Linked DNA regions of Homo sapiens: region 1 is linked to region 2. The links are chromatin loops, found by intact Hi-C in ENCODE. Cell type or tissue: gastrocnemius medialis. All regions are shown on one strand. Each heading gives the region's core, and the rest is flanking DNA. Links, peaks and the distances in the headings are about the cores only.

What was found. A loop is a pair of places that touch in the nucleus more often than their neighbours do. Peaks named below come from ENCODE experiments on the same cell type or tissue, not always from the same donor. Only the 100,000 strongest peaks of a DNase experiment are listed, where the experiment ranks them.
Region 1: it touches region 2 in a loop (4-fold over the local background); 1 of 110 quality-filtered maps calls a loop at or near these places.

The regions. Positions count from the first base shown.
Region 1 is chr2:119,234,652-119,244,820 of GRCh38, forward strand. The region is part of intron 2 of STEAP3 (STEAP3 metalloreductase); the gene reads left to right. STEAP3-AS1 (STEAP3 antisense RNA 1) reads right to left here. Exons shown (of 2, transcript NR_046721.1): 2 at 9,771-10,169. Among named protein-coding and RNA genes, the nearest start is that of STEAP3-AS1, 9.3 kb to the right of the region's middle. RefSeq lists a silencer at 9-58 and enhancers at 5,431-5,947, 5,948-6,464. In gastrocnemius medialis, for the core only: no CTCF peak of the experiment used is centred there; DNase peaks (open chromatin) are centred at 6,180 and 6,680; H3K27ac peaks cover 4,589 bases.
Region 2 is chr2:118,840,194-118,850,657 of GRCh38, forward strand. It overlaps EN1 (engrailed homeobox 1), which reads right to left and starts at 7,455. Exons shown (of 2, transcript NM_001426.4): 1 at 6,113-7,455; 2 at 1,978-3,061. The coding sequence starts at 6,974. The coding sequence ends at 2,745. RefSeq lists enhancers at 2,050-2,630, 4,474-5,123, 5,124-5,773, 10,042-10,464 and a silencer at 5,040-5,334. In gastrocnemius medialis, for the core only: CTCF peaks have their summits at 2,667 (motif pointing right) and 5,038 (motif pointing left); no DNase peak of the experiment used is centred there; H3K4me3 peaks cover 5,000 bases; H3K27ac peaks cover 5,000 bases.

The DNA.
Region 1 (10,169 bases), core at 3,275-8,274, 400 kb after region 2:
CAAATAAGAGAATTTGTCAGAGGAGGTTTGGCAGGATGGACTATTGCATAGAACTGCACAGACTGTGCACTGCACGCCTCCAGAGGGCACTCTCCACAGGGATTACTATGTAAATGGCACCTCCTAAAGTTGTGCAGCATAGGGACCCTAGGGCTTGAGCATGCCCCACCCGCCTCCGCTGCTTCAAGCCCCTGGCCTTGGTGCTGACTGTTGGGCTTTCCTCTTCCCCTTCCCAACCAGCACTGACCATCATCCTTCCCATACGCTGGCGATGGGTAGTAATGAACTGTCCCAGTGAGCAGTTCTCCCAGACTGGGCTGTCAAAGCATGCTAGTGAGAGATTCCTGGATGGCAGGCAGGCCATCTGGATTCTTGCTCAGCCAGGAAACTCTGTCCTCTGGGAATATCCTCCCAGTCAGGGTGTTAGGGGGCTCCTGGATCCCCAAGATCTTCATGGTCCCCTAGAACTGCTCCTCTCCCCAGCCTGCAGTGGGCCTAATGACCCACATGTAGCCAGGGAGTGGTCCCCATGGGGTTTGTTTTATTGACTCAGCTAACAATGCCACAATGACTCTGATTGCCTTCTTCTCACCTGAGAGACCCAGCTCTGGGCAGCCAAGGGGTACGTAGGGACAGAGCATATGCATGTGACCCTCAAGATCTAGAGGAGCTCAGAGACAGCATGGATACTCGAAGCCCCCGTGAGCAGGGAGGACTTTCTGGACCAAGTGGGCTGGGAGCTGGGCCAACTGTAAAGACCCAGGGAAAAAAAAAGTCAAAACTGAGTTGCTCTTGCATGCAAGTGAGTGGTTAGTTCATTGACTCCGTCCACAGCCCTTTCCTGAGCAGCTACTGCAGTGGTTTTCAAAGTGTGGTCCCCACACCAGCAGCACCAGCAATTCTGGATGTGGAGCCCAGCAATATGTTTTCATCAGTCCTCCAGGTGACCCTGATGCAGCTCAAGTTTGACCTGATGTGTCCTAAGTGCTGGGGTTTGCAAAAGTGAGTTTTACTTAGTTCTCACCTTGAGGAGCTTGGAGTGGGGGAGAAGATAGACAGGAAAGAAAACAGTACTGTCCAGTGAGACGTATTGCTCTGGAGGGCCATGGAGGCAGAGGAGCAGTTGGTATAGGCTTGATCCTTGCAAGGGTAAGTGGCCTGGAGACCCCAGTGGCATGACTGTCCTCGGCAGGGAACCAGATGTTGGGACCAGCATCCCCTAGAGGGCTCAAGGAGCCCAGTGCCGACCCCAGTGCCCCAGTGCCCAGCCACCAGGGCTGTGGCCCTGAGCAGCAGGTCCTCCTACTCTTCCCTCCACCCCAGATCTTCTGCTCTGCTCTTCCCCCTTCTTCTTCCCACTCCCAAGTCCCAAATAGTAGCAGGTCTTTTCCTCCGATTGTCTTGGGGAGAAATGGGCATGTACCTCCAGGCCATTATCTTAGAGCACATTTTTAGAAGATTTTAAAGTAAATTTTTCCATTAGGCAGAGAACACCGTGTATTGATTTGGGTGCATCTATTTCTGCTTTACCCAGACAAAAAGATTTACAAAATATCCTAGAGAGGAATAGAATTAAAAATGAGTAAATTTAACAGGCTCAGAGCGTAGCACTTTATTTGTCTCATATAATCCTTGCCACACCTCATTAAGGTGAGGAACATCAGCCCATAGTGCAGATGAGGAAATGGGGCTCAGGAAGGTGAAGTGACTTGGCCGGGCCGCCAGCTAGCAAGTGGTCTGGTGGGATATGAAATTCCATCCCTCTGCTGGGCCCTTGCTGGCTGACCTTGCAGTTTACTAAGGTGACTGATCCTGAATAAATCCAGAGTGTTCTAACGTTTTGCTGAGCCCGTGTCCTGTTGGCTGCATTGTGGGGAGTGGCCTGGCCTGGCTAGGGAAGCTCTCAGTGACCAATTGTGGCTTCAGCTGTGTTATTTAGAGAATCCCAGGGGCTGAAATGATCCTCTGCCTGGTTAGGGAAGGGATGACTTTAGGAGGAAGAGGGACCTAATGCCCCACTTAGCAGATCTGCAGCTGTGTGCATGTTTCCACCTGCACATCCTTCTATAAACCCTCAGCCATGTGGGTGAGCAGCAGACGGTGCCTCCCCCACTCCCCCTGGAACACATCTGCCCTGTTCACTGACCTGGGAGCTGGTGGGGTGGACCTCAGACCCCAGCACTTGGCACACACACATCATCCCCTGGGCCCTGGAATGGCTTGCATGGATGGCAGAGAAATAGCTGTGTGAGCAAAGGCCAAGAGAACAGTTTAGCCCAAGGCACCATTTTTACAACAACAACAGGTAATGGTACTGATTATATAAGCCTCACTTGTCCAGAGGTCACGGGGCTTAGGAACCTCAATTATGTGGAAAACAAATAGGACATAACTTCAGAAGGTTGCAGAGCCACTGTGCTAGTGTGGTCTTTGTGTTGCTATAAAGGAATACCTGAAGCTGGGGAATTTGTAAAGAGAAAAGGTGTTTTTCAAAAGGAAGACAAACATTTGAATGCTCTGGATTTATTCAGGATCAGTCACCTTAGTAACCTGCAAGGTCAGCCAGCAAGGGCCCAGCAGAGGAGTGGATTCATATCCCACCTGACCACTTGCTAGCTGGTGGCCTGGGCAAGTCACTTCACCTTCCTGAGCCCCATTTCTTCATGTGCACCATGTGTGCAGAGATCACCTGGGGAGAGAGGAAGTAAGAGAGAGAGAGAGGGTAGGGAGGTGGCAGGCTCTTTTTAACAAGCTGCTCTCGAGGAAACTAATACAGTGAGAACTAACAGGGAACTTACTTGCTCCTCTGCCCTCCCCCCAGCCAGGGAGGGAATCCACCCCCATGACCCAAACACCTCTTATTAGGTGCACCTCCAGTATTGGAGATCAGAATTCAACATGAGGTTTTTGGGGGACAAACCTCCAAACCACAGCAGCCACCAACATTGGTGTTACAAAATCCATCCAATGACATAGGCTCATGGAGCGCGCTTAAGCTGTCATCCAAAACATGTTTACTCTTGGTTTACACACACTAGTAGCAGTCTGCCATACCTCAATTTCCTTTTTTATTTTAGGTAACAACTTTTTAAATAACCTTACTGAGCTATGCCTCACATCACCACGCAATTCACCCATTCAAATGGTGAGTTGCATGGTGTACCCGTGAGGATCACTCCCCATTTTCTCCAAATCCCCCATTCTGGCCACCACTAATCTACTTTCTGTCTCTATTGATTTGTTTATTCTAGACATTTATATAAGTGTAATTATGTAATGTCTGGCCTTTTGTAATTGGCTTCTTTCCCTTAATGCTTTCAAGGTTCACCCCTGTTGGATGCATACTTAGTTCTCTTTATGGCTGAATATTAATCCACCGGATGGATAGGCCACATTTTGTTTAACCATTCCTCAGTTGATGGACGTTTGAATTGTTTCCACTTTTTGGGTATTATGAATAATGGGTGAAAATGTTTTTGTGTGGATATACATTCTTCCTTCTCTTGGATATATAGCTAGGAGTGGAGTTGCTGGGTCATATAGAAACTGTTTAACGTTTTGAAGAATTCCCAGGCTGTTCTCCACGGTGCCTGCACCATTTTACAATCCCAGCAGCAGTGTAGGAGGGTTCTGATTTCTCCACATCCTCCCTGTCTTTTAAAAAAATATATCATTGTAGCCATCCTAGTGGGTGTGAAGTGGTATCTCATTGTGGTTTTCATTTGCATTTCCCTGAGGGCTAATGATGCTGAACATCTTTTCATGTGCATTTGTATATCTTTTTTGGAGAAGTGTCTTTTCCAGTCTTTTGCCCACTTTATGTAGGTTGTTTGTCTTTTTAATACCGAGGTGTAAGAGTTCTTCAGATATTTAGAAACAGGTCCCCTTATCAGTTATATGATTTCCTGAACTTTTCTCCATTCTGAGTTGGCTTTGCACTTTCTCGATGCTGTGCTCTTTCGATTTCGTCAGCAGCGAATTAGCAGGACCTGGGGGGCTTTAAGAGGTGAGCAGGCAGACAGACAGCGCCCACAAAGTCCTGAGGATGAGAGAAGAGGCAGAGCTTACACAAAGGCTCTGTGAAAACTGAAGATGGACCCCAGGCAGGTTGGGGTGATCCCTGGGGTGCTGGATGAGGATCTGATTTTGTACTGCATTTTGGAAGGATTTCTGCCCCCAGAGGCTACATAGGCTCCAGTGGTGTGTGCAGTCAGGCAGAGAGATGCACAGAACCTCTACAGTGTGCCAGGCATGGTGTGGGGTTCTGGGTGCATGTGGAACAACACACAGCAATCTTGCCCTCCCAAAGCTCAGGGAAGTGGGGGCGGGGGGTGGACAACGAGCACATGAGAAAAAGACCACAGGGGAAGAACTCCCAGAAACATCCCAGCCACAGCGCAATGCCCCAGGTGTATATGGCCCTTGGCTACTTCATGCCCTTGAGGGAAAATCGGTATTTTCATTTTACACTTGATGAAACAGGTTAGAGAAAGGACTGGCGTGTCCAGTACCTCCCAGTGAGAAGATACTCAGAGTAGACCCCAGATCCAGGTCCTTCCTCTTTCCCTCTCTACACGTTTTCAGTCTAGAAAAGAGTTCTGTGCGAGAATTTTTTTGTTTTTGTTTGTTTGTTTGAGACGGAGTCTCACTCTGTCGCCCAGGCTGGAGTGCAGTGGCGCGATCTCGGCTCACTGCAACCTCCGCCTCCCAGGTTCAAGCGATTCTCCTGCTTCAGCCTCCGGAGTAGCTGGGATTACAGGCACGTGCCAACACACCCAGGTAATTTTTGTATTTTTAGTAGAGATGGGGTATCACCATGTTGGCCAGGCTGTGTGCAAGAATTTATGTTTTCACTTGTGGCTTGCTGAGCCCTGGTGCTGGCTGTGGGCACATACTCGTTCACCCAGGGACATGCACTGTTGATGGGTCCTTGCACTCTGGGCTATCTTGGGCCCCGTTTGCTCAATGCAGGCCCCTCTTTCTGAAGCGCTTTTCTTGGGCTCACTCTCAATTCGTCAAAGTTCGGCTCAGGCCCACCTCCTGCAGGAATCCTCCCAGTCCCCGCTGTCCGAAGTCAGTACCCTTGTCAGGAGACCTTAAACACTTTAGTCCACTGCCTGGCCCTCCCATGGGGCAAAGGTCTCCAGGGTGTGTGTGCACTTCCTTGGGGCTTCTTAAGGCTCATTCCCTGGGATTAGGGAGGACATACAGAGCCTCCTTGCACCTACATTTGTTTACATATTACTTATACCACATACAACGTTATAGGGCACTGCTGCATAAGTGTACATTTTGAATGTATTTTACTTATAAAGAAATAGAGCAGTAATAGGAACATGTGCCCCTAAATGTAATTTTACTGACCAGACAAAAAAAATTTTTTTTAATTGAAAATAAGTAGCTGGACGTGATAGCATGCGCCTGTAGTCCCAGCTACTCAGACTCAGAAGTCTGAGACAAGAGAATTGCTTGAACCTGGGAGGCAGAGGTTGCAGTGAGTCGAGATCGCGCCACTGCACTCCAGGCTGGCGACACAGCGAGACTCCGTCTCAATAAATAAATAACTAATAAATAAACAAAAATTTAAAAAAATTGAAGATAACTGTGGGCTGCTTGAGGACAAGAACTGGGTTATTTTCTCTCTCTTTGCTCAGTCAGTCCCCACATGGGAGGCGTGCGAGGCACCCCGTTCTTGGCCTGCAGGCCGCCCCCACTCCATCTGGCTGCAGGGTGCCACAGCCAGCCTCTGATTGCCAGTGGCCCCAGCACCTCAATCCATACCGACCTCACAGCAAACCCTCCGTGGCCACAGCCTGCCCTGGCCACTCATGTCTGAAAGGTGATCGGTGTCCATGAAGAAGAGGCCATGGGGCTGTGGATGTCATGTGGCCAACTGTTAGTGGCCTGCGCAAGAGCAGACAGGAGCTGGCAGGCAGGCCCATGGGCCAGGCGTGGCTCCCAGCCATAAACACAGGCTGTAGCCCTGCCGGGAAGAAGGAGGGGACAGACAAGCCTGGGCAGAGACCCAGAGGGGACCAGGACACCCGATCCTCCATGGCAGTTCTGTCCACAGCTTGGGAGGAGAGGCAGGCAGGTCTGCAGGCAGGAGACAGGCCTCGGCCCACAGAGCTGCAATCTGATCCCATCTGCTCCCTCTCCAGTTCTATAAATAGAACCCCCAGGGAGCCAGGGCCCAGACAGGGTTAGTCACACCCTCACCTCAGGCCGCAGGGACAGGCCTCTGGGACTTCCAAGACATGTACCACCTGTCCTGCCCCCAACCCCTGCCAGCCTTCAGCAGGAGGGTTCATGCTGAGCATCAGGAGGGGGCAGAAGAATTGAACGTGGCCACTGTCCATGAAGAAGTTAGAGAAGAGTACACACAACACACATGCACACAAGAATAGGACACGTGCACACACACACACACATGCATACAAGATTAGGAAACACAAGTGCACACACAACCAGTCAGAAATGAGCTCTGAGCTTTTACACATATTAACTCATTTCATCCTCAAACAGTCTTTAGAGAGGTATAATTAGTGTTCCCGTTTTAAAGGTGAGGGAACTAAGGCACAGAGGAGCTATGTAACTCACCCAAAGGCACCCAGCTACTGGCATGTGAGGCCATGATTTCTCCCCAGCAGCCCCACCCACAGCCCGTGCCTTTAACCACCTGCCTGACCCCTCCCAGCCAAGTGGCTCCGTCCCTACATCAGAAAGGTCAAGGAAGAGGCCGCCTAGGGAGCAGTACAAGGCAGCATTACAACCTGGCATTTTCCTGTTGCAGACTGCATTTTGGTGGCAAGAGAAGCTTTGGAGGTGCTTAACGTTTAGTTTGCATTTATCCTACCGCTGAAAAGCAGGGACCCTTAGGACCATAAGTCTAGGACTTTTCATAGCACCCTAGACTGCTGGGGATGAAAGGGGCTTGGAGCTGAGCTGGTGCAGCAGCTCCTGTTAGAGAAGCCACCCAGAGAGGCCCAGGGACCTCCTATGTCCCAGCGCCAGTTAGGGGCAGACGTGGGACCAGCTCCCCTCGGCTGCAGCGGCCTCCATATCAGCTCCCTGGAAGGGAGCAGATGCCAAGTCAGGTTCTGAGCAACACCCTCAAGGCCCAGCCCTGGCAATCCCTTCCCACCTGTGATTAGGTCTGGGGTTCAACAAAAATAGGACTCAAAATCTGGATCTTCTCGCCTTGCTTCACTTTGGGCTGGTTCAGTTTTGTTTCGAGGTAAATCATTCGAGGTTTTTCAGGGATCCTCAGATGCATGTCTGCGTGAAGCCGTCCTGGCTTCCCCTTCGGCTGCCCCCTGGGCAAGAGCCTGGGCCATACCTGTGCCATTCCTGAGCTCTGTCTCTAGCTGCCCTATGTCCAGTCATTGGCGATGGGTCTTATTCAAGCCCCCTTTCCCCCAACCCACACTAGATTGTAAGCCCTCAGGGTGGGGACCGCTTCTCACTCATCCTTATATGCTTAGGAGTGTTCAGCACAAAGTCACTCAGGAGATGGCAGGCAGCGGGGAGAGGGCAGAGACAGAGGAGAGGCTTCTGTCCAGAGGGTTCCTACTTAGGATCATCCAAATCATCAGCAAATGTTGGAAAGATGGTCTGGGGGCCTCAGGCTGGCTACTCTTCCTCCCCATCAGGGCAAAACTCCCCGGGGGCTTGTGTCTCCCTGTGGTTGGGGACAGGCCTGGGTGTATCTGTCCCAGCCTTGACTGACCACAAGGGGAGACTTGGCCCTCCCGACCACAGGAGAAGAGGGATTTGAATTCACCTCGGCCCAAATTGCAGATGCTGGCCTGCGAGCCCTGAGGCCATCTGCAAGGCTCCTGGGCTGACATAACTGTCACCCAGCTCTTCATCCTCCTTCCCCGGGGCTGAAGGGGTGCCTGCAGGGTCTTCTGCCCTCCCTCCACCTGGGCCCTACTGCTGGCACGGAGCTTCATTTCTGTTGGCAGCCAGTGTTTGCTTAGTGATTACTGAATGCCGTTTGCTGGGTGCTTATGATGTGCTCAGCACTGTTCTAAGTGCTTTACACAATTGACTTATTTACTCCTACAACCTGCCCATAAGGGAAGTGCTGCCATGGTCTCCCTTTTATAGCTGAGAAAACTGAGGCACAGATAGGTCCATGGTCACACAGTTAACATAAGGCAGAGTCAGGACCAGAATCCAGGCGGACTGGCTCCAGAGCCCGGCTCCTGGACCGAGCAGCCTTGAGTAGGGACCTGGTGCAGACCCGCCTGCCGTGGACTCACTATAGGATGGGTCAGGAGGCCCGTTGTCACCTACAAAATGTAGCCCACCACCCAGGAAACGCTCCCAGAACCAGGCAGAAAATACTGTCTCCTATTCACAGGGTGGCTGTGCCTGGCGTGAGTGTCTTGGCGGGTGCCTGCATGTCTGTGCAGGAGTGCCACCCCCATCTGTGGACTCGGAAAGCATGATCCCCACAAAAGCAACCCCTCAGAGTCTCAGCTCAGCCAATCCCTGTTATCCTGTGACAGGCAGGGCCATGTTTCAAAACCATGTTAAAGATGAGCAAGAGGCTAAGGAAGTTTCCCATGCTGGCAGAGGCAGGACAGGAACACATGTCCCCTGACTCTTGACATTGAGAATGCACCCCCTTCCACCCACCTGGCCTCTTGTCCCAGCCAGTGTGGTCCCAGCTATGCAGCTCTCTGGGACATCTCTGGAAAGCTCATTGTTCTCTGTCTGGGCAGTAAGACGGAGTGAGGCTCTGACTGCCGAGGCAGACAGACCTGCCTCCTGCTCTTCCTCCCCTCAATTATTTGTGCTGCCTGAAACAAGTTCCTGAGCCTCCCTGAGCCTCAGTTCCCTCCTCTGTAAAGTGGGAATGATAACTGAATCTACTTCCTGGGGTTCTTGTGAGGACCAGAGGCCCATCACCCGAGGAAAGGCCTGACAGCAGCAATGGGTGTATGGTAGGCATCCATTAATAGGAACTGCTGCTGCTGCTGCTGCCTTATAAAAGGAAAAATCACAGTTTCAAAAACCTCTTAAGATTGCATGATTTGTCATCTGAGAGCAGAGATTGTGATCTCCATTGACAAAGATGGAAGCTGGGGCCCAGGGAGGCACACAGACTTGTCTGAAGACACACAGCTGCTTCATAGCAGAGCCGGGCCCAGCCTCCTGGTTCCCCTGCCCCATCTTTATGTCAGTCCCTGGATCCACTCCCTCACCTGGTCAGGTGTCCAGAGGTTCCAGGAGAGTGTTGTGGAAAAGTAGGAAGAGGCAGACGCCCATGGAGGGTGTTGAAAGCCACCCCAGCTGCTCTGCTGCTTCAGGGCAGGGGATCTTAAGCCCTGTGGAACTGTAGGCTGGTGAAGCTTGTGGACTTCTGCTCAGAATAATGTTCTTACATGCACCAGACAAAATAGCTTAGGGTTACAAATGAAATATATTATATGGAAACACAGCGAAAATATTTTTTAAAAAAGACTACAGTAGCATTAGGCATGCTTCTTTATTAGCACATTAAATGACAAGCTCTAGTGGCAGATCTAATGTCTACCATAATTTTATTTTTACTTTTATTATTATTATTATTATTATTATTATTATTATTATTATTATTTTGAGATAGTCTTGCTCTGTCACCCAAACTGGAGTTCAGTGGTGCGATCACTTCAGTCTTCAACTCCTGGGCTCAAGCGATCCTCCTGCCTCAATGTCCTGAGTAGCTGGGACGACAGGCGTGTGCCACTGTGCCTGGCTAATTTTTTTTTTATTTTTTTAGAGATGGGACCTCCCTGTGTGGCCCAGGCTGGTCTTGAACTCCTGACCTCAAGCGATTCTCCTGCCTTGACCTCCTGAAGTGCTAAGATTACAGGTGTGAGCCACTGCACCTGGCTAGCATGGTTTTAAATTTGTGCTCAATTTAAATGGTATTAGGATAAATTATTTACAGGTAAATTTATGATATGATCTTGGTCAGTATTAATGAAAAATTATGTTGCCTACCTTCATACTTAAAGGAAATAGCAAATTTTAGTTAGAAGTTGGTGACAATTAATATATAATAATTTTTCCATCCAAGTTTACTGTAGACCGATGGCCCGAGTTCAGGGTTTCCTCCACATCCACTCATATCTTGGGCTCAGCAAAGAAGATCACAGGGCACCCACTCTATCTTA
Region 2 (10,464 bases), core at 1,968-6,967:
CTTGGGGGACTTGAATATCCTAAGAGGCCACAATAGGGAGGGGAGAAGGGAGTGTAGCCAATTCCTAGACATTCAAAATAGTAAGGTTCTCCAATATATAGAGTTGAGCATCCTTAACATCACATCTGATGTGCTGGGAGGGTGAAATGGAATGGGACTCTTCCTGAAATTCTGAGAGGTATTAGGAGAAGGGTGCTCCAAGACACAGGCCTCAGACTGTTTAACAGGAAAGCCTGGAAGGCTTGAAGAGTCCAAGCCCACTCCCCAAGGCAAGCAAAGCACAGGCTTTTGACTACCAGAAAACAACTCCCCTAGACCAACCCCAGGGAAGGGCCCATCTCACTGCTTCTAACTCTGCCCACAAAGATTGGTTGAGCACCTATTATATGCAAGAGTTACTCCTCCAGAAAACAATGGGCAGATGGAAGGAAGGAAATTAATTGCAATAAAGTTGGGAACCCACAGCAGTGTCAAATGCACCCTCCAATTCCACTCTAGCCGCCAAACCCTTATGTAGGGATTTGGAGGGGACCTAGGCTTCCTGGGATTGAGATCTAGCCCTGTTAGTTCCCCGGCCAGGAGCAAACAGTACATTGGGCCAAATCAGGGAAAATTTTTCAATAAAAAAGGTGGAATAACTAGCCATTATCATTTTGCACAAAATCAATCCTACAAAAACAGTTGAGAAACTCAAGGGAAGAGCACAGAGAACAGGGATCTCACACATGAACAAACCCAGCAAACACACCTGCAGACATTCCAGTGTGCAAACACAAATTCATGCATGTACACACAGTGAACTCACAAACGTCCAATTGTGTATCTAATTAGAGAAGAAAATCAGTTGCACAATACTCACGGGTACAGGAATACACAAAAAACTGGTAGGAACTTAGGTGCACCAATATCTGCACATTATTGTATATGCACACAAGTATGTGTGGGCACCTGCCCGTCTAGCTGCACACGTGTGGGTATATACATACATATTGCCGAAGAGAGAAAAAATGTGGGAGTGGAATTTACAATTTAAAAAAATCCTGGACAAAGATAATACCTCCTGAGAAGGAAACTTCCCTTCCTCCCCTTAACCTCTTAAGATCTGAGAGCAGCTCCTGCTCTGGAAGGATGGGCCCCAGTGTTAGCAGCAAGAGGCCAGACATTTCCTTCTGGGAACCCAGGGTGTCCTGAGGGCCCTGGGGGCTTCTATGTGCGCCCCCCTTGGTGAGGAAGAAAGTTAGGCTTTGTTGGGATGCCTAAGGGAACCCTCTTTGGTTTAGGGCCCAGATACGGCAGACGTGCGCCCACCTCGGGTTCAAGGCCCAAGCAGCCACTCCGAACAGCTTTCCCAGCATTTGGGCCTCCTCTCCTCCGGCATTGCGGGCCCAGGAGATCCGAGCCCCGCGAGGCTCCGCAGGCCGCCCCCGGACCTGCTGCTTCGCCAACAGAAGCCCTCCCGCAAACGAAGTGCAGTGAGTCCAGGCGGCCAAGAGGCCAGGCCAAAGTGCCCCTCGCCCAAGCGGGCTGTCGGGGAGGGAGGAAGGCAGGCCCCCTTCTATCTCTGGATAAAAAAAATCTGCAGCAAAACCTGCACCAGGGGAAATAAAAGAAAGAAAGAAAAAGAAAAGTGCAGGTTGGAGTGAAAAGCAGTTTGTACAGGAGGAGGCCGCCACTGGGCTGGGCCTGGACCGGTGCGGGGAGCTGCCCCGCAGCCCAGGCAGCGTTTCCGAAGCCAGGACTGTGGTTGTCGGCCTTTGAGTTCCCTTGAACGCAATCGGAGACCAGGCGTGTCCCGCCAGACCCTTCAGACCCAGGCTAAACCCAAATCTGGGTCGCGCTTCCCCTTCGCCCTGCATTCGTTGTGCGGTGATCGCAAGGCCCGGCCGGCTCCCCGCCCGGCGTGCGCAGGGGCGCTGGGGCGCTGTGTGCCCGGACCCACGTCCTTCCCGAGCCCGCAAACAGGAGAGCCGCCAGCGCTCGTGAGCACAGTGTACACTTTATTTCAGACTACAGGTTTCTGAACATAATAAAATCTTTGGCTTGTAGCGGCGGTTCAGTCTCGCAGTCTGTGGGGTCGTATTTCTCAACAAGTCTCCGGAAAACGAAAGGGGGGCAGAACAGACAGACCGACAGAAGGGACCCGGGAGGTGGGGGAGAAGAGGTGGGCAGACACGAAAGGAAACACACTCTCGCACACAAAGAAAAGTCCCAGAGAAACCAGGGCCGGCGATGCGGGTCGGGAGGCACCGGAGAAGCAATGACATTCAAATGAAAAAGGCAACGAAAACGAAACTGGGCGGGGGCAGCGAGGCGGTGGGGGAGGGGATAAAATAATTATAATAATTATAATAATTATAACAATAATAATAAAGGAGATTAATAAAAATGTCCAGCAAATAGAGATCGCTACACGTATGTGTTTTCCTTACCTGAAATTAAATATATACAAGGTCGTAAGCGGTTTGGCTAGATAGAGCTTTAAGGAGTTCGCAGTTTCGTCCCTTATACTGGGAATAGAGAATGGATCTTATTTTTCGATAGCACCTGTCCGAGTCTTTCTCCCTTTTCAAAAATGCTGCGTTTCAACGTCATTGTCCATTCTGAGGCTCTCTTTCTGTCTCTCTCGCTCTTTTCCCTGCGCTCCCTCCCTCCTTGGAGCAGATGCTTTCTCCCCCAGCGAGGGGCCGGGAGACGACGGCGGCGGTGCCGGGAGGGGGCGCGGGCGCGGCCCCGGCCTGTGGCGGCTACTCGCTCTCGTCTTTGTCCTGGACCGTGGTGGTGGAGTGGTTGTACAGTCCCTGGGCCATGAGGTGCAGCGCCAGGCCGTTCTTGATGCCTGTGGCTTTCTTGATCTTGGCGCGCTTGTTCTGGAACCAGATCTTGATCTGGGACTCGTTGAGGCTGAGTTCCTGGGCCAGGGTCTGCCGCCGCTGCTCCGTGATGTAGCGGTTTGCCTGGAACTCCGCCTTGAGTCTCTGCAGCTGCTCGGCCGTGAACGCGGTCCGCGGCCGCTTGTCCTCCTTCTCGTTCTTCTTCTTCTTCAGCTTCCTGGTGCGCGGACCTGCAGCGGCGGAGAGGGCCGGGGTGGGGTGGGGGTGGGGACCGAGGGCAGAAGGGAGGGGGGAGAGGGCAAAGGAAGCCGTGAGAATAGCATTGCCGAGCTGGGCCGCGAGCCCCGCGCTTCCGGGGCGATCTCGGAGGCCCTGCTGAACCCCTGGCTCCCTCCCGCCAGCCAATCCCTGGATCGAAGTGCCCCTCACCAGACCACTGGGGTCCCCGGGTTCCCTTTGGGAGGGCAAAGGAGCAGTGAAGGAAAGCTGGTTGAGGTTGTAGGTGCACCCCACACCCCAATTCTCACAGGACAGTCAGGGACAGACCGAAATCACAACATTTCCAAGCCAAGAAGGCAGGAATCCAAGATGAGGAGATATTTGGAGCTCATATGGCCCAGCCCAGAGTTGGGGGTCAGGGGCCTGCTGTCCTCACCGCCCCGGAATAGATAGGACTGGGGCAGTGAGGGCAGGCCCTGGGGGAGTCGCCAGCCTGCAAACAAATCTTCCTCTCCTCCTCAAGAATCATACCTACAGGAGAAACTACAATAAGACCCCATCTGCTTGTAGCTATTGACCTCAGAAAACAACGGGATAGTGAGCCGGCTGGGAGAGGGCTGCTTAGCTCCAAAGTATTTGGTGTCTGCCCCCCTCCCCGCACCCCTCCCTCCCACACACACCTCCTCGCCTTCTTTCTCTTTGGCCTAAAGGAAGCCTTTTCTAGGGTCTCAGGGATGCAGGGACCACCCCTTCTCTGAAGGAGAAAAGGCCCTGATCCATCCTCATGACCCTGGCTCTGGGTTTTCAGCCTTGCCCCTTGGATGGTGCCAATAAGAAAGGGAGGGCCTTCCACATTCCTCTAACCGGCTGCGTGGGGCAGGGTCTCTCTTATCTGGGTCTTCCTTATCTCCCCTTTCAACTGATGCAATTTCAGGATTAAAAACTCCTGAATAACAAAAACAAGCCGGATTGGCTTTCTCTGCCTACTGATGACATTTGCAAGGAGACTGCAGCCCCTTCCCCCACCTATGAGCAAAAAGGAGAGGGAGGGAAGCAGGGACAATCCAGAAAAAAAAAAATGTGCTTTGACCACCAGATAGGAATGGGAAGGGGCCACAGGAAACCTCCTTAGGAAGGTGAAGTTCCCCTCAAATACTAGTCTGGGAGGAGGGCCCACTGAGAAAGGAGGGAGGGAAAGCGGGAAAACCAGGAGAGGATTGAACTGTTGGTGTGTGCCTCAAAAGCCTGCACCTCTGCCCACCTGCTTCCACACCCAAGTCTTCTGGCATTTACTTGCTGGGTCCTGCCTTGGATATGGTAGCTTGCTGAACCAAGTTAAGTCCCTGTCAGGCCTGTTCATCTCTAAAACTGTCTGGAAAGAAGGATCTTTGCCGGCATCTCCAAACCTAGCTACAGAGAGGAAGGCTGGGCAGCCTACTCCTGGGGCAGGCAGGAGGCTGGGGTAACCAGCTGTCCTATGACAAAGAGTCCAGGCCTAGCATACTGCAGCGACTCAGATCTGGGTCGAGGCTCATCCCCTCCTCCCCCAACTGCCCAAGCAGGAGAAGGAGCTGGTCCCCTACCTACCCAGGCCCATAAGAAGGAAAGTGGCCAAGAACAAAGCCAAGGCCCTCTCCAGAGCAGAACTGGGGTTTTGATTCGTAATTAGCTGAGCGGGGAGAAATAGCCCAAGAAATGCACACAGCCCCAAAAAGGCCCCACTGCCCGTTCTGCATCCGGGACATGTTGAAGTGTTGTTGTATGTGTGTGCAGAGGCACGGACTCTTGTAATAAAATCGTTCCTAGTCTCCCGGCCAGCCCGAGCCGTGCAGCCTGACAGCTCAATCACTCTATCCATCAGGCGAGTCAATCAAAGCAGCTTTTCGGAGGTTCAGGGAGCCCGACGTGTCAATAACGGGGCTCGAGATGGCGGGAGCTGATAGTGCGCATCGATCCGCGCCCGGCCGGCAGCTGTGGGGCGGCGAGAGACCAGCCAGAGGAAAGCGGCGCGTGGCTACGTTGTTCCCGGCCCCCTGCCGGACCGGGTGTCTGGAGTGCTGATCTTGGGCCAAAGCTTCTGCCGCTCTCCCAGACACTGCGGGCCGGGGCGTCAGGCAGGCCTTGGCCTTCTCTCCCGGAGCCCAGCTCAGGTCTCCTCCTCGGGTTCGCCAAGCGCGAGGGGCACACGGAAAAGTGGTGGAAGGAAAGCCGAGAAAAACAGGCCTACGGATGCCAGAAGTCTGCTGGATGTGCGGGTGAAAAAAGGAAAGCGCCGCGCGGGGAGGATGCGGGAACCGTTCCGCGGAGAAGCTACGGAGGAAACTGGCTCTCATGCCCTTGGACACGCTTCCTGGCCTGAGCCTGACCTGTTTTCTCTCCTCTCCCACTGTTTTTCAGCTCCAGAAAACCAGGGGCTGCCAGCACCCACCTTTTTGGCAACTGCCTTTCCCTGGTTTCTACCCACCCGGGTCAGACTCTTTTCGCTACCCAGCCGGGGGAGAGGGACGGCTTTCAGACGCTTTCCTCCCTGTCTTCCTGTGTTTCCCATGTTTATCAATGTAAACGGTCTCTCCGCAGAAAATATCGAGATGGTGTTTGTGTCTGTAAGGACACACAGTGAATATAATTTTTCTGAACAAGGCCTTCTCTGGTCAAATCTGGCCTTCGGACGATCAGGCTGGTGGGATTTCAGACACACATCACTAGGCCCACCTTCCTGCCTTATCTAAACACCCTGGAAAGAAAATCACTGACTATGTACTTTTCCTAAGAATAATAAAGATAAGAGACAAAGAAGGCCCCAGGGATTCAGAGTTCAAAATCAAAGAATCGAGACCCGAGCCTCCTGTGCCACGAGCTGTAGCTTCTCGGGTGGTGGCCGCAGAGGCCAGGATCGCATAGCTGGATGAACATTCGGTTGTGACTGGAACTGGGGTGAGGAAGCAGGCGTGAGAGACTGGAGTACCCGAGGCCGGGTTTGCTCTCCCTAGCGCCGCAGCTTGGCGTTCTGGGGCGGTCCGCGGGGCCAGAAGGCATGGCGCAGCCCGGAGTTGGGTACTCACCGGAGGATGGACGATCCGAATAACGTGTGCAGTACACCCAGGCGGGCCATACGAGAGGCTGCTGCGAGTCAGTTTTGACCACGGGCCCGCCGTTGGCTGAGCCCATAAGTAGGATAGCCGGGTTGCCGTGCTCCGGGTATTTGGTGCCCTGCGCTCCGGGGCTCCCCGCGCCGCCTCCACTGCCGCCGCCACCGGTGTCCGAGGGCTTGGCTGCTGCGGCCGCCGCCGCCGCCGCCACTGCCGCCGCGGCCGCCGCCGCCGCCGCAGCCGGGTTCCCAGCTTTAGACGCGCCCGCGCCGGCGGCGGCTGGCTGGGAGCCGTCGGGTGGGCCACAGTTCGCGTCCGGGGCGCACAGGAGCGAGGCAGCGCCTGGCGCCCGGGTGCCCAACGGGTGGACAGGGTCTCTACCTGCGGCAGTCTGGCCTCTGTCACGCTCGACCCGGCCTCCTCCTCCTGCGCCTCCTCTGGCCGCCGCAGCCACCAGAAGCTGCGGTGGCGGCTGCTCCTTTTTGCAGCCGAAGTCCGGCCTCAGGATGTTGTCGATGAAAAAGTTGGTGGTGCGGTGCAGCTGGGCCGCTGGCTGCGGCTGGTGAGCAGGCGCCGCGAGATGCTGAGGCGGCGGGGGCGGGGGGTGTGGGGGGAGGTGCGGGTGGTGGGCCAGGGGCGGCAGGCAAGGCGCCGCGGGCGGCGAGGGGGGCGCAGGCTGCGGGGACACCGGCACGCTGTCTCCATCGCTGCCGCTGCCGCTGCTGCCGCTGGCGCCCGGACTGAGGCTCAGGCTGAGGCCGCCCGGAGTCGCCGCCGCCGCCGCGCCGAGGGCCGAGTCGCGCTGACTTTTAGGTTCCGGCTGCTGTTCTTCCATGCTCGGCCGCCCCGCCGCCCCGGCCGCCGCGCCGGCCCCCGCCCCCACCGCCTCGCTCCCCACCCCACTTTGCCAGCGGCCCGTGGGGGTGCGCGGAGGAAGGAGGCAGGCGAAGCCTCAGCGAAGGCACGGGGCGGGTGCAGGAAAAAAGCTCAGGCGTCTGGCCTGGATCGCTCGTTCTTATCTAGCAGATAGATCTCGCTGTCTCTCCCTCTCTAATTTGTAGACATCCAGATATGGAGACACTTGGCTATTTCTTTTTTCTTTCTGCAACCAGATTCAATGATTTGATTTAAATGGGGAGTAAGCCACGGCCAAAAAAATGAAGGAAAAAAAGAAAAAGAAAAGGAAAAAGAAAGCAAGAAAAAAAGCTCCAATAATTTTTTTCTTAAAGGGAAAAAAATAGTATTTAAAGTCTAGCCATCTTCCTAGGCAGTAGTGAGGGGTTTGACTTCCCCGAGTGTCACGCTCAGCTGTGCCCAGAGCGTGAGGCTGGCAGCGCCTTTAATCGCCTTTGCTTTTTTTGCAGGGAGAGCGCGTCTCCGCCAGCGCCGGGCTGTTTTTTTTTTTTTTTTTTTTTTTTTTTTTTTCAAATCTCTGACAGCTCGGATCTTTGCACAAACTCTCTCGCTTAAAAAAAAAATCACCCAGGCACACTTTTTGCCTTCAAACCGGAAGCACGTGAGTCAGGGCCGCACGTGTGCGGAGCCAATGGCGAGCCGGGACTCGCGCTGACACTCGGGCCTCGGCCCAATGGGCGCGCGCGGGACTTTGCGGATAAATAATCCGGGGGCGTCAACCGCTGGCGGAGAGGGGGCGCCTCGGCGCTGGCCCTGTGCGTCGGGTCCGCCCTCCCCCACCCGCGCCCGCACCCGCGTCCCTCCCCCTCCTTCAGGCCGGGACTCAGGAGGGGGCAGAAGAAACCCGGGAGGGGTGAATTTTGGGATGTAGGCAAATGGAGAAGCAACTCCATAAACAACTTGTTAGAGAAATGCAGGATTATGGGTCTGTGAGCTACGGGAGCAGGGGCAGTAGGCAGGAGCCTGGCTGTTTTGCACCCCCACGCCTAAGAAACTCAGCTTTTTATTTTCTCCTCTGTCTCTGGTTGCTGTTATTGAAGGATGGGTGGTTGTTGTCACTGCCGGTTTGTGTGTTTGTGGGTGGGTGTGGGTTTGGGTGTGTGTAGTGGAGGGAGGGGGAGTGAGACAGGGAGGTCGGTGATGTGAAATAGACCTAGAGTTGGTTACTTTCAGAGGCGCAATTTGTTTTTCACAAATAGCAAAATCTGAAAGGCCCGCTGCGCCTAGCTAGCGTCGCACGTTTACGTTTGTACGTCTCCTGCCGGCCCGCTGCATTGCTTTCCCTTTGTGGGGAATCCGCACCCATGCCCTTCCCGGTCCAGACTTTCGACAACACCCTGGAGCTGCCCTGGCGCCATAGAGCCAAGCCCAGAGGGCTAGGAATAGCCCCAGAGCCAGTTGCCTGGACCTTCCCTGGCAGTGGGAGTCCGGGCAACGCAGATTAATCTCAGGAGGGCCCCGGGGCCGGCGAGTCAGAACGCGGATGCGCGCTAGGCCCTAGCTTTTAGAGTTCAGGGTAACCTCTGTGTTAGATTTCCCTGCAAAGTAAAATCAAATAAATGAAAGCGCTGCACCCCAAGTATTTGCCCTGGCTAGCTGAAGTTGTGAACAGGGAGTTTCCCTCAATTGCCGGGTGACTGAATTTCCTGGGATTGCTCCCAACTCCCTGGGTGCCTCCGGCTCCAGCTCTGTGCGTTCTTCCCTAGTTTGAGGGAAATGCCGTTCCTCCAGCTGCTATCATTCTCCCGTCTGCCGATCTCTTTTTCGCTATTTCCTGGTCGAGGCACCCCCAAAATTTTCTCATAACCGGGAATGTGAGGGACGGGGGTGGCGTGTGGACTGAAGCTCTAGGCACCTGCGGGACTTGTCTCCGGATTCGTTTTGGAGGACCAGTATCCGACTATGCTGAAGCCTGCGGTGGCCGAGAAAGGCGTCAGCAAACGAGGCCTTCGGGGGTGTCATCTTAGAGCTCCAGCGGACCTCCTCGCCCTGAACGCCCTCCGCAACTGGGACAGTAGAGAAAGGATCCCTTTGGAAATATTGTCTATTTGTGACATGCGAAAGAATCCCCCTACCTCCAGTTTTCCAGAAAAGTCACAGAGGGTTAGGCTAGGAGGAACATGCAACTAAACCCACAACAAGCCGAACCACCACCACAGTAGCTGAAGTTTCTCAAAAGGGCTGGTGGAGAGCAGGAATTTATATTGCTCACCGCATCTTGGGAGCAGGCGAGGGTCCCCCGATTTCCGGGGCTGAGTTCCCGGCTAGACTTGCGCTGCAGCCTAGGGGAGAAAACCTCTCTCCCTAACGCTGCGCTGCAGTCTTCTCTACCTTCCCAAGCCGCCTCCAACCCCACCTTGGAGTCTCCCGAGTCCTCTTCAGTAGCACACCCAAGGGCTCCCCGAAATCTCCAGGCGCCCCCACCCCTTCTCCCCGAAATGGGGGTGGGATTTTATTTATATTTAAGTTCGCAAAATTGAAATCTTTATCCCGCAAGCAAGCGTGGGTACTTAATTAAATTCTAATTAGGACACTATCAATATCCTATTTAGCTGCGTAGCTTTTGTGCGCCGCGGTCCCTTTCAGCGCGGTAAATAGGGTCTCGACGCCTTATCTCGCCTGCAGGAGACGCCTCGAGAAGGGCTGCGGAAGATAATTTATAGGTTTTAATTACTCTTCATTCCGCCTGATCAGCTTGGCGTTCATCACAGGCCTGTGAATAAAACCCTGGTCAAAAGCTCTGTCACATCGCGCTGGCAAGACGCTTAATCAAAGTGAGCGGCCCCGCGCGCCGCGCGGCCCGGCTCCTCCACGTAATTTCCAGCCAGCTGATAAAGCCAGCTGAATAATACGGCGGCCCTTTGGAGACACCATTTACAGAAATGACTTTATTGACGGCTTAACGTCGGTAATTCATTTTACCTTTCATGTAGTGGAGCCCGGATTTGTTACAGTAATGGGATGATAAATGCACCCGCGGCCCACGAGCTCGAGCTGGATTAGGCGGCACTCTGCGCGCTGGCTCGTCCCCCCACCTCCCCGAGGCCCGGCCTGGGCCGGACGCTCGGTACCCCGCGCCGCTCTGCGCTCCATGACCTCCACCCAGACCCTACGCCCTCTTCTCCCTCCTGCAAATGAACATGCCATTGGGAACTCTGTGTGAGCGCATTGGCGTCTTGTCAAGCATGCGAGTGAAGTGTGTGAGGGCTGAGTGAACAAATGTTGGCCGAGAGGGATGGGTGAGGGTTTCACAGGACTCTGAGTGAGCCCAGGATTGGGCGTGTGAGTGAGGAACTACGGGCAGGGTGAGTTGTGTGTACAAGTATGTGAGTAAAGGGTTAGGGTGTGTGTAAAGGATTGTATATGCACGAGTGGGTATATTTGTGTGGCGGTCCTTTTGGGGGTACTCG